2 separate regions of the Homo sapiens genome follow, and region 1 is linked to region 2. A link is a contact called in ENCODE Hi-C or POLR2A ChIA-PET data. All regions are on one chromosome and are shown on one strand. The core of a region is the stretch at or near the end of the contact, and the rest is flanking DNA. Distances in the headings are between cores, read along the strand shown.

Region 1 (3,881 bases), core at 69-2,568, 160 kb before region 2:
ATGCTTAAGTCACACCTGTAAGCTCTGGCGTACAGCCTCCGGACCACATGAAACGCTCGATGTGTCCTGAGTAGTCGTCCACTTTCTCTGTAGCCCACCTGTTTGCTTACTGTCACTCAGGCTGTCACTGAATCTCCTCCCCTCCCTAGTCCCAGGAGAGGTTTTACTAGTCTCTGAAGGCCAATCTAAAACAGTTGTTGCAAAGGCAACGCCAGAGGCCTCCCAGGGTGATGACTATGTTGACAAAGATCACTGGCACCTAAATTCAAGCAGGTCTGTAAAACTCTGTCTTGTTCTTTTTTTTTTTTTTTCTTTTTGATATGGTGTCTCACTCTGTCGCCCAGGCTGGAGTGCAGTGGCGCGATCTCGGCTCACTGCAAGCTCTGCCTCCCGGGTTCACACCATTCTCCTGCCTCAGCCTCCTGAGTAACTGGGACTACAGGCGCCCGCCACTATGCTCAGCTAATTTTTTGGTATTTTTAATAGAGACGGGGTTTCACCGTGTTAGCCAAGATGGTCTCCATCTCCTGACCTCGTGATCCGCCCGCCTCGGCCTCCCAAAGTGCTGGGATTACAGGCGTGAGCCACTGCGCCTGGCCTGTCTCGTTCTTCATGGTCAAGGTGGGCCATGACAATGATAACATGGGTCCTGCCTCTTAAAGTTTATATTGTAGTTTAATTGGTGAGCACACACACGCTTAAATGATGAGCAGCTCTCTGGGTGCCAAATGAAATAGGAAAAAGCAAATGCTCCCAAGGTTTAAGGAAGACCAGGTTGGCATAGCTGAGCTGATGAGAAAAGGTGCTGGAAAGACGGGGGGCTGTTAAGGGATGAAGTAGTTAGAGTACGTGGGAGCTGTGGCAAACCTGCATTCTTCCCTAACCCTTCCAAACCAGGTCAGATCCCGGTAGCATCACCACGGTACCCTTCATATCAAGGCTGAATTTCATTTTGGTGATTATCTGATCCGGTGTCTGCCTCCTCCATTTTACAAAGATCTTGCCATTGTGCCCCAGGACAGCGATAGGTGGGCAGAGGCCAGTGAGGACCAGGTCAGGGCGAGGCTGCTGGGAGGGAGAGGCTGAGCCGATCACAAAGACAGTCTGCAGCTTTCCTCCTCCCCCTCCCCCAGGGAGGAGCAGCTGATGTGTTTCAGGAGTGTTCCAATCCAATTAGTGCCCTCCCTCCCCTCCACGGTGGCCCAAGCCACCACTCCCTTCCCCGAGGTGGAGACTGGGTGGGGAGGGGGTGCTGAGGAGGTCTGAACATCCTGACCCAGCTCCTCGTGGCAGCACAGCTGGCTCGCTGCTACTGAGCTCAAGGCTGCTATGACAGCGCTCGTTTCCAGGCGACTGTTCTGGGGAATGCTCTGTTTTGGCAACCAGAGGGCCCCCGGGTAAGGGGGGCCCGCAGGACGCCGCGTCATTTGCATGGCAACCTCCTCCCTCCCCGAGCTGCGCGCTGCTCTGCGGCAGGCGGGCAGCCTGGCCCGGCCGCCCCGGCCCCTCGCCCTCCGCCCAGGCCCGCCTTGCGGCTCCGGCGCGGCGCTGTCACCGCCTTCTCCACACCGGGAGGCGGAGGCTGCACGCAGAGCTAGGGCATTTCCGGAAAGGCTGGTGCCCTAGGGAAGTGGGGAAATGATGCTTGGGGACAAAACACTGAAATGGGGGAGGGGAAATGAAATAAAATCTTTCCAAGCCAGAGTCAAAGTCACATGGCTTGGTAGCATCAAAATGCATTCTGGATAGCAGGGTTGGCTCACAAAATGTTTATTTAGGTGAACTCACAGCTAAGCCCTAGGAGATACTCAGAAAATTTCTTTTGGATCATTACACTGCATGTGTGTGTGAATTTGGGAATGGGAAAAAATATTTCTTACCTAGGCAAATAAGGCAGTGATATTCTTAGGAAATATTTTCAAATTCTTGCAGGGGGACTTGGTGACATTGTATTTTCTGAATTTGTTGGAAGAAACCGAAAGAGAAAATAAATTCCTGGGAGCCTCCCTTCTCTCCTGCATATACCCACCCCACCCAAACCACACACACCAGCACAAGTCCATGATGCCAACTGGGATACCAGGGCTGTGACATGTGGACCAACATTAACTGCCCAAGGACACATGCCCTGGGCTGGAACCTGAGAGGGGGTTGGGCCGGGGCAGGTCACCCCAGCTGAGCGATCACATTTCCCTGGCAGCTGTCCAAGGGGCAGCTCCCAGCTGCACCTGTTTGTGGGGTGATTTGCTTTTATCAGTATTGACACAGCAGCAGGGCCAGGGAATAGCATAGTAATAAATAAATGAGAGAGGGAAAAAAAATAAAAAAAGGCCGGAGCCACCGAGGCGAGGCAAAAATGCTGAGGTCTTTTTTTGCTTGTATGTCAGCGCATTCAATCCAGTTTCCCCACCCCTGAAATCTCTGAGGATCACAGAGCAGGCTTGGCATGGGAACTCTGGGTCTTAAAGAGATAGAATTGCAGAATCAGAGGCATCTTAAGATCCTTTTGTGCCAGGCGTCCCTAACCAGCAGATCTCAGGGTTACTTGCTACCCTCACCTGCCCCTACTGTTTGTCAGGAACCTCAGCAGGAAGGGAGTTTCTTCCTCTCTCTGCCAACTTTAGCATCAGGGAAGTAGAATAATTCAAGTGGAGGGTCTGGAGTTAGTCAAACCTAGGATCAAATCCTGGCTCTGTCTAGCTGTGTGACTTGGGGTATATTAACTAACTACTCTGAGCCTCGATTCCTCTCCGGAAAAAATGGAGAAAATATCTTTCCTTTTTTGTTTTGTTTTGTTTTGTTTTTTGAGACAGAGTCTCGCTCTGTCGGCCAGGCTGGCATGCAGTGGCATGATCTCAGCTCACTGCAACCTCTGCCTCTCAAGTTCAAGCAATCCTTGTGCCTCAGCCTCCTGAGTAGCTGGGATTACAGGTGTCCGCCACCACACCCGGCTAATTTTTTGTATTTTTAGCTGAGATAGGGTTTCACTATGTGGCGCAATCTCGGCTCCGTGCAACCTCTGCCTCCCGGGTTCAAGCAATTCTCCTGCCTCAGCCTCCCAAGTAGCTGGGATTATAGGCGCCTGCCACCACGCCCAGCTAATTGTTGTATTTTTAGTAGAGGCGGTGTTTTACCATGTTGGCCAGGCTGGTCTCAAACTCCTGACCTCAAGTGATCCGCCCACCTCAGCCTCCCAAAGTGCTGGGCTGCCAGGCATGAGCCACCGCACCCAACCTCCCTCGGCTTTCTTTCCAGGATTGGAAAAAAATGCAGTACAAAACAAAAAGCAAAACAAATCTGTGGAATCTGATCTATTCCAGAAATGAGAGAGGGGAAGCAAGAGCCTGACGCTCTCTTCGTTCCTCAAATAGGGCCAAAGGTTGCCTCTTGGTTTTTCCAGCCTTGTTGTCACTCTTCAGGGGGCCGCAAGCTGACTCACCTATGCTCTAATACAATATGATACAGTAAGTCGGATGTAAACAAACCTGTTCACCAGAAGCCACCTGACCAAGCCTAGAGATAAAATGCACTTGTAAAAATTACTAGCAATAAAGTCACTACCATGTTTCAAACACGGAGGCAGGTCTCCAGGGTCAGGCTAGTGTATCAGCCATAAACATGGTTTCTGCTCAGACCGCTCAGCTCTAACCCCAGGCCTGACACCTACCAGTCACATGCCTGTGTCAGGTTATTTTACTTTCAGAAGCTTTGCTTTTCTTGTCAGTAAGATGGGGGCAAGAATACCCCATCAGCTTGTTGTGAGGACCAAATGCATGAAAAGCATGTAGTAAGAGCTTCACAGGGAGAAAATACTTGATCATGTTAGCACATGGGATCATTACTGTTAGATGAATGAGGCCAGACACTGTCATATTTATCTC
Region 2 (4,242 bases), core at 1,705-4,204:
GCACCTGGGACCAGTTTCAGGGAAGACAACTTTTCCATGAAAATTTTGGGGGAGGGGGGTTAAAGGATGAAACAGTTCCACTTCAAATCACAAGGCATTAGATTCTCATAAGGAGTGCGCAATGCAACCTAGATCCCTTGTATGAGCAGTTCACAATAGGGTTCAAACTCCTGTGAGAATCTGCTGCTGCTGCTGATCTGACAGGAGGCGGAGCTCTGGCAGTAATGATTGCATGCCCACCCGCCACTCACCTCCTGCTGTGCGGCCTGGTTCCTAACAGGCAACAGACAGGGGGCCTTTACTCTAGGGGATGGAGATGGACAACAAACAAGTACATAATATGGCCTGTAGTGATAGCGCTTTAAAGAAAAATAGAGCCAGGCAATAAGACCAATGGGCATGGCTGCAGCAGATTAAGCAAGAAAGAAAGCATAATGAGATGAGACTGGAGAGGTGAGTGGAGCCAAGTCATGTAGGGTCTTTAAGGAGCTTGGATTTTATGCCAAGTACAATGGGGGCCATTGCAAAGTTTTCAGCAGAGGAGTGACATGATATCGTCTACATTTTAACAGGGTGTCTCTGGGCAGGGTGCGATGGCTCCCACCTGTAATACTAGCTCTCTGGGAGGCCAAAGGTGGTGGATTGCTTGAGTTTCAGGAGTATGGGACCAGCCTGGGCAACATGGTGAAACTTCATCTCTACAAAAATACAAAAAATTAGCTGGCCATGGTGGTATGTGCCTGTTAGTCCCAGCTACTCAGGAGGCTGATGTGGGAGGATTGCTTGAGCCCAGGAGATGGAGGTTGTAGTGTGCTGAGATCATGTCACTGGACTCCAGCTTGGGTGACAGGGCAAGACCTGGTCTCAAAAAAAAAAAAAAAGGTCTCTCTGGTTGGTATATGGGGAATGGACTCTAAGGGGCTAAGAGTGGAAGCAGGGAGCCGAATAGCAGGCTGCTGTAAGCAGGTGTGTGGTTGGTGAAGATTAGGGTGACCAAGTGGTAGTGGTGAAAAAGGTTCCAACAATCTCAATTTCCCTATTTAAAAAGTCATCACAAGGTAACTGATGTGAATTTTTAAAAAATCTTGGAGGGGAAACTGATATAGAAAACAAACTGTAGAAATAACAGGGCTTTTCTGGGTTGAGCACTGTTAACTACACCCCCTGGGAATCAGTGTCATTTAACATTTCATAGAAGATTAAGAAAAAGGAGTATTTTGAGATATGTCTAGATACACAAATCATACTTTGCTTTCCACATAGTAAAATGTCAAATCAATAGGGAGCAGCTTCTGGAACATCTCTAAAGCCATGTGCATAAGCTGGAAAGTGGCAGGTATCTTGTCACATGGATGAGTGTATGGCAGCTCACATAGGGAAAGACAATTCAGAGGATACCTTTAAGACAATGAACTCTGAACTGCTGGTTGCCACCAAGGTAAGGAATCTAGAAGTTGTTTTAGATTACTCTTTCAAGACATCAACTCTTCTAAAGTCCAAACAGCCAGCAAAAGGTCTGGCTGTCCAGAATAAAGACAAAACATCAGCCTTAACAAAGCCTCAGTACATCCCTCTTTGGGCTTAGTGTGCAGTGCTGGTCACTGCATCCTAAGAAAAAGAAGCGCCAGAGAAAGGCAAGTAAAATAATTAAAAGAATAGAGGGGCTTTTTTTCTCTGGGTTAAATGCCCATAAAGAAGATAAGATGCTTTTATAGCATGAAAGACTCAGAGGAAGTAAAAATAGCCCTTGTCATCCAATCCTATAATTCTTAAATTAGGGGACAAAAGAAGCTTGAAAATGGGAGTAATGAAGAAACCGTCGTTGGAGGACATATAAAAGAAGGTCCTTCTTTGGCTGGGGCCAGGGGTCAGGTCTTTAAGTATTCTCCAATATGTGGAAGTACATGTGGTAGCTGTAAATGGAGGGTGGGGGTGGGGGTGGGGGACACGCAGCCCACCTCAACAGTCCTTCGAAGGGACAAAAACCACTCTGGACTGGTGCCCGCCTTCCCTCTTTCCCCAAATCACCACGGAATACAACCACAGAAACTCAAAACCAGCAAAAAACGCTGACAAGACATTCAAAGGATTCAAAATGCTAATACTAAATCTCATTGTCTGGGAAAATTAGATTGAAAATAAATTCAAGGGTGCAAGATTTATAATAGATTAACAAGGGAAATTAAGGATGTTGGTGGGGCCGGGAGGAGATACATCCTTAACTTTGTGATTCACACGATGGAGCAATACTGTGTCCTTCAAAGAAATGGTATTTGGTAATCTGAGTTGGACAGCTATCATAAACCATTTCCTATATACACTGTTAGCATAGTCAGAAAGTGAGAGTTATGGATTGACATAGGGATTAGATCATTTGAATTTTTAACCCACAGCACAAGTCCTTCAATCGTTTTCAATAAACAGAGGGAGAGGGAGACTCTGATGAACCGTTGCTCACGTGTTGAACAGTTAGCAATCCCGGGCTATCGGGTCCCTGCTGACCTTCCTTCAGAAAAACGAATGGACATGTAAACGGAATGAGGAAAGGAGGGTAATAACCAGAGTGTCATTGAATTGAGAGATGTTAAAAATGGGCCACAACCAACACATGGGCCCTTACTTTTAGGTGAAAGATTCCTATATATAAATACATAGTATGTTCTCTCTTGCCAAGAAATATTAGACTAAGGAACTTCATTCCTCACGAAGAAGATAATCCCCTCTTCCTTCCCATAGGTCCCTTACCTTACCTGCTTCTTCCCTCTCGCGGGTAGGAACTTTGAGCCCCGCCTCTCGGCTCGTCCAAGCTCCGCCTTCCCCGTCCACCTGTGTGCCCAGCCCCTGACGTTACCGGTCGGCTTCAGCGGCCTGCAGGATTCCGGCTCCCAATTGGTCGGCCCGTCCACGGCTTGCGCAGCTCACCAATGGCAGCGGTGCTGGGTGGAGGGGTGCCCACATCCAAGATGGCGTCCCCAGGAGCTGGGAGCGGGTGACCGGCGGCGGGGAAGCGGCCTGGGTTGGCCCTCAGATTGCGGGGTCTGGGGGCATCTCGCCGGGCAAACCCTTGGCCCGCCTACAAGGACTTCCCCCGGCCAGAGCAATGGCCGCTGAGAACAGCAAGCAGTTTTGGAAGAGGAGCGCTAAGCTGCCGGGGAGGTGAGCCCAGGACGCTGAGAGGGATAGGGGATTGGACCAAACCCTTCCAGATCCTAATCCCTGAATCCCGCGGGCCTGGGGCGCCACAGAGGCCAGAAGACTGGTTTGGGGAAGCTGGGACTGCCTGGTGGCGGCAGGGCAGCTGTCAGGCAGCGAAGCGAACAGCGAGCTTTGGGGACGGCTGGATGTGGGTGTAGACCGGGGTCTGGGGGCGGAGGTTTCAGGAGGGGTGACCTCAGCGGGAAGGTGGCCGAAGATTGGGCGTAAAGGGGAGTGGAGTTGGGTGAATAGTCAGTGTCGGCCCTGGTCTCGGAAGTTCCTCCCCAGAGCTGCTTCCCACTCTAATTAGGACTCCCTCTCAGGGGTCTCCACCACGCACAGGTGGTTGGTCGCTCGAGGATGGCCCCTTCCCTTGATCCCTGAGGTCGGCACTTACCCGAAGGATTCCGGTGGGAGTTTGGGGCCGCCTGCCGAGAGGGTTAGGCAGGAAAAGTGAGGACGATTCTCAACCCTGACCTTACTTTATCTTGAGTTGGCCCTTTCCCACTAGGAATTATTACAAGACGACCACAGAATCAGGGTTATTCCTTTGGCATTTTCTAAGGATTTGTCCAACCCCAAGTGACTTCTTCCTCCCCTGCATTGTAATGCACTTCTTGTGCAAATGCACTAAATTCGTTCATTCTTCAGTTGTTTAACTGGAGAGCAGACCCCCTAAGACTACCCCCACCCTCTTTTCGGTGTATGTTGAGACTTTTGGCAAATTATCCATCCATCAATCTACTGTTGGTTTACTGTTTCAGTTTATTTTGGGCAAAGTCCTGAGAAGTATAAGGAAGAGTGTGTATTTCAGTCGTAAATTTAAGATTTCTGCCAGCTACAGTCTACTTGGTGATGAAATTCATGTTTGGTTGTGTCCCCTGTGCTACCTTTTCTAATGGATTCAGGTTTTTTCCTTCTGGGATAATCTTTTGAACTCGTGACTTTTTTTTTTTAAGCGAGAGAGAGATGAGGGTCAGTAGTGGCTAGGTAAGAGCCTTAATTTTTTTTTTTTTTTTAAATGAAATAGAGACAAGGTCTGACTGT

What was found. Hi-C counts contacts between places; a loop is a spot of excess contacts on that map. ChIA-PET counts read pairs that join two places held with the same protein, here RNA polymerase II (POLR2A). Pooled maps may share reads with other maps.
Region 1: a pooled map shows a loop between it and region 2 (11-fold over the local background). The contact joins the enhancer-like site here to the promoter of TBC1D22B in region 2. A Hi-C loop is called at or near these places in 11 of 50 pooled maps. POLR2A ChIA-PET finds 5 or more read pairs at or near these places in 2 of 52 experiments (CD8-positive, alpha-beta T cell and MCF 10A).

The regions. Positions count from the first base shown.
Region 1 is chr6:37,101,278-37,105,158 of GRCh38, forward strand. No RefSeq gene overlaps it. Among named protein-coding and RNA genes, the nearest start is that of PIM1, 67 kb to the right of the region's middle. RefSeq lists enhancers at 582-1,189, 1,190-1,797, 2,044-2,093 and silencers at 1,276-1,415, 1,426-1,605. Within about 2 kb of position 1,319, at least 38 of the 41 ENCODE cell types and tissues checked have a DNase peak (open chromatin) inside an H3K27ac peak, as active enhancers do; they include CD8-positive, alpha-beta T cell, where a contact is called at or near this core.
Region 2 is chr6:37,254,818-37,259,059 of GRCh38, forward strand. It overlaps TBC1D22B (TBC1 domain family member 22B), which reads left to right and starts at 2,955. Exons shown (of 13, transcript NM_017772.4): 1 at 2,955-3,156. The coding sequence starts at 3,101. TMEM217B (transmembrane protein 217B) reads right to left here and starts at 3,327. Exons shown (of 2, transcript NM_001395378.1): 1 at 2,751-3,327. It overlaps TMEM217 (transmembrane protein 217), which reads right to left and starts at 3,327. Exons shown (of 3, transcript NM_001286401.2): 1 at 2,751-3,327. RefSeq lists a silencer at 2,786-2,915 and enhancers at 3,016-3,075, 3,176-3,235, 3,322-3,957.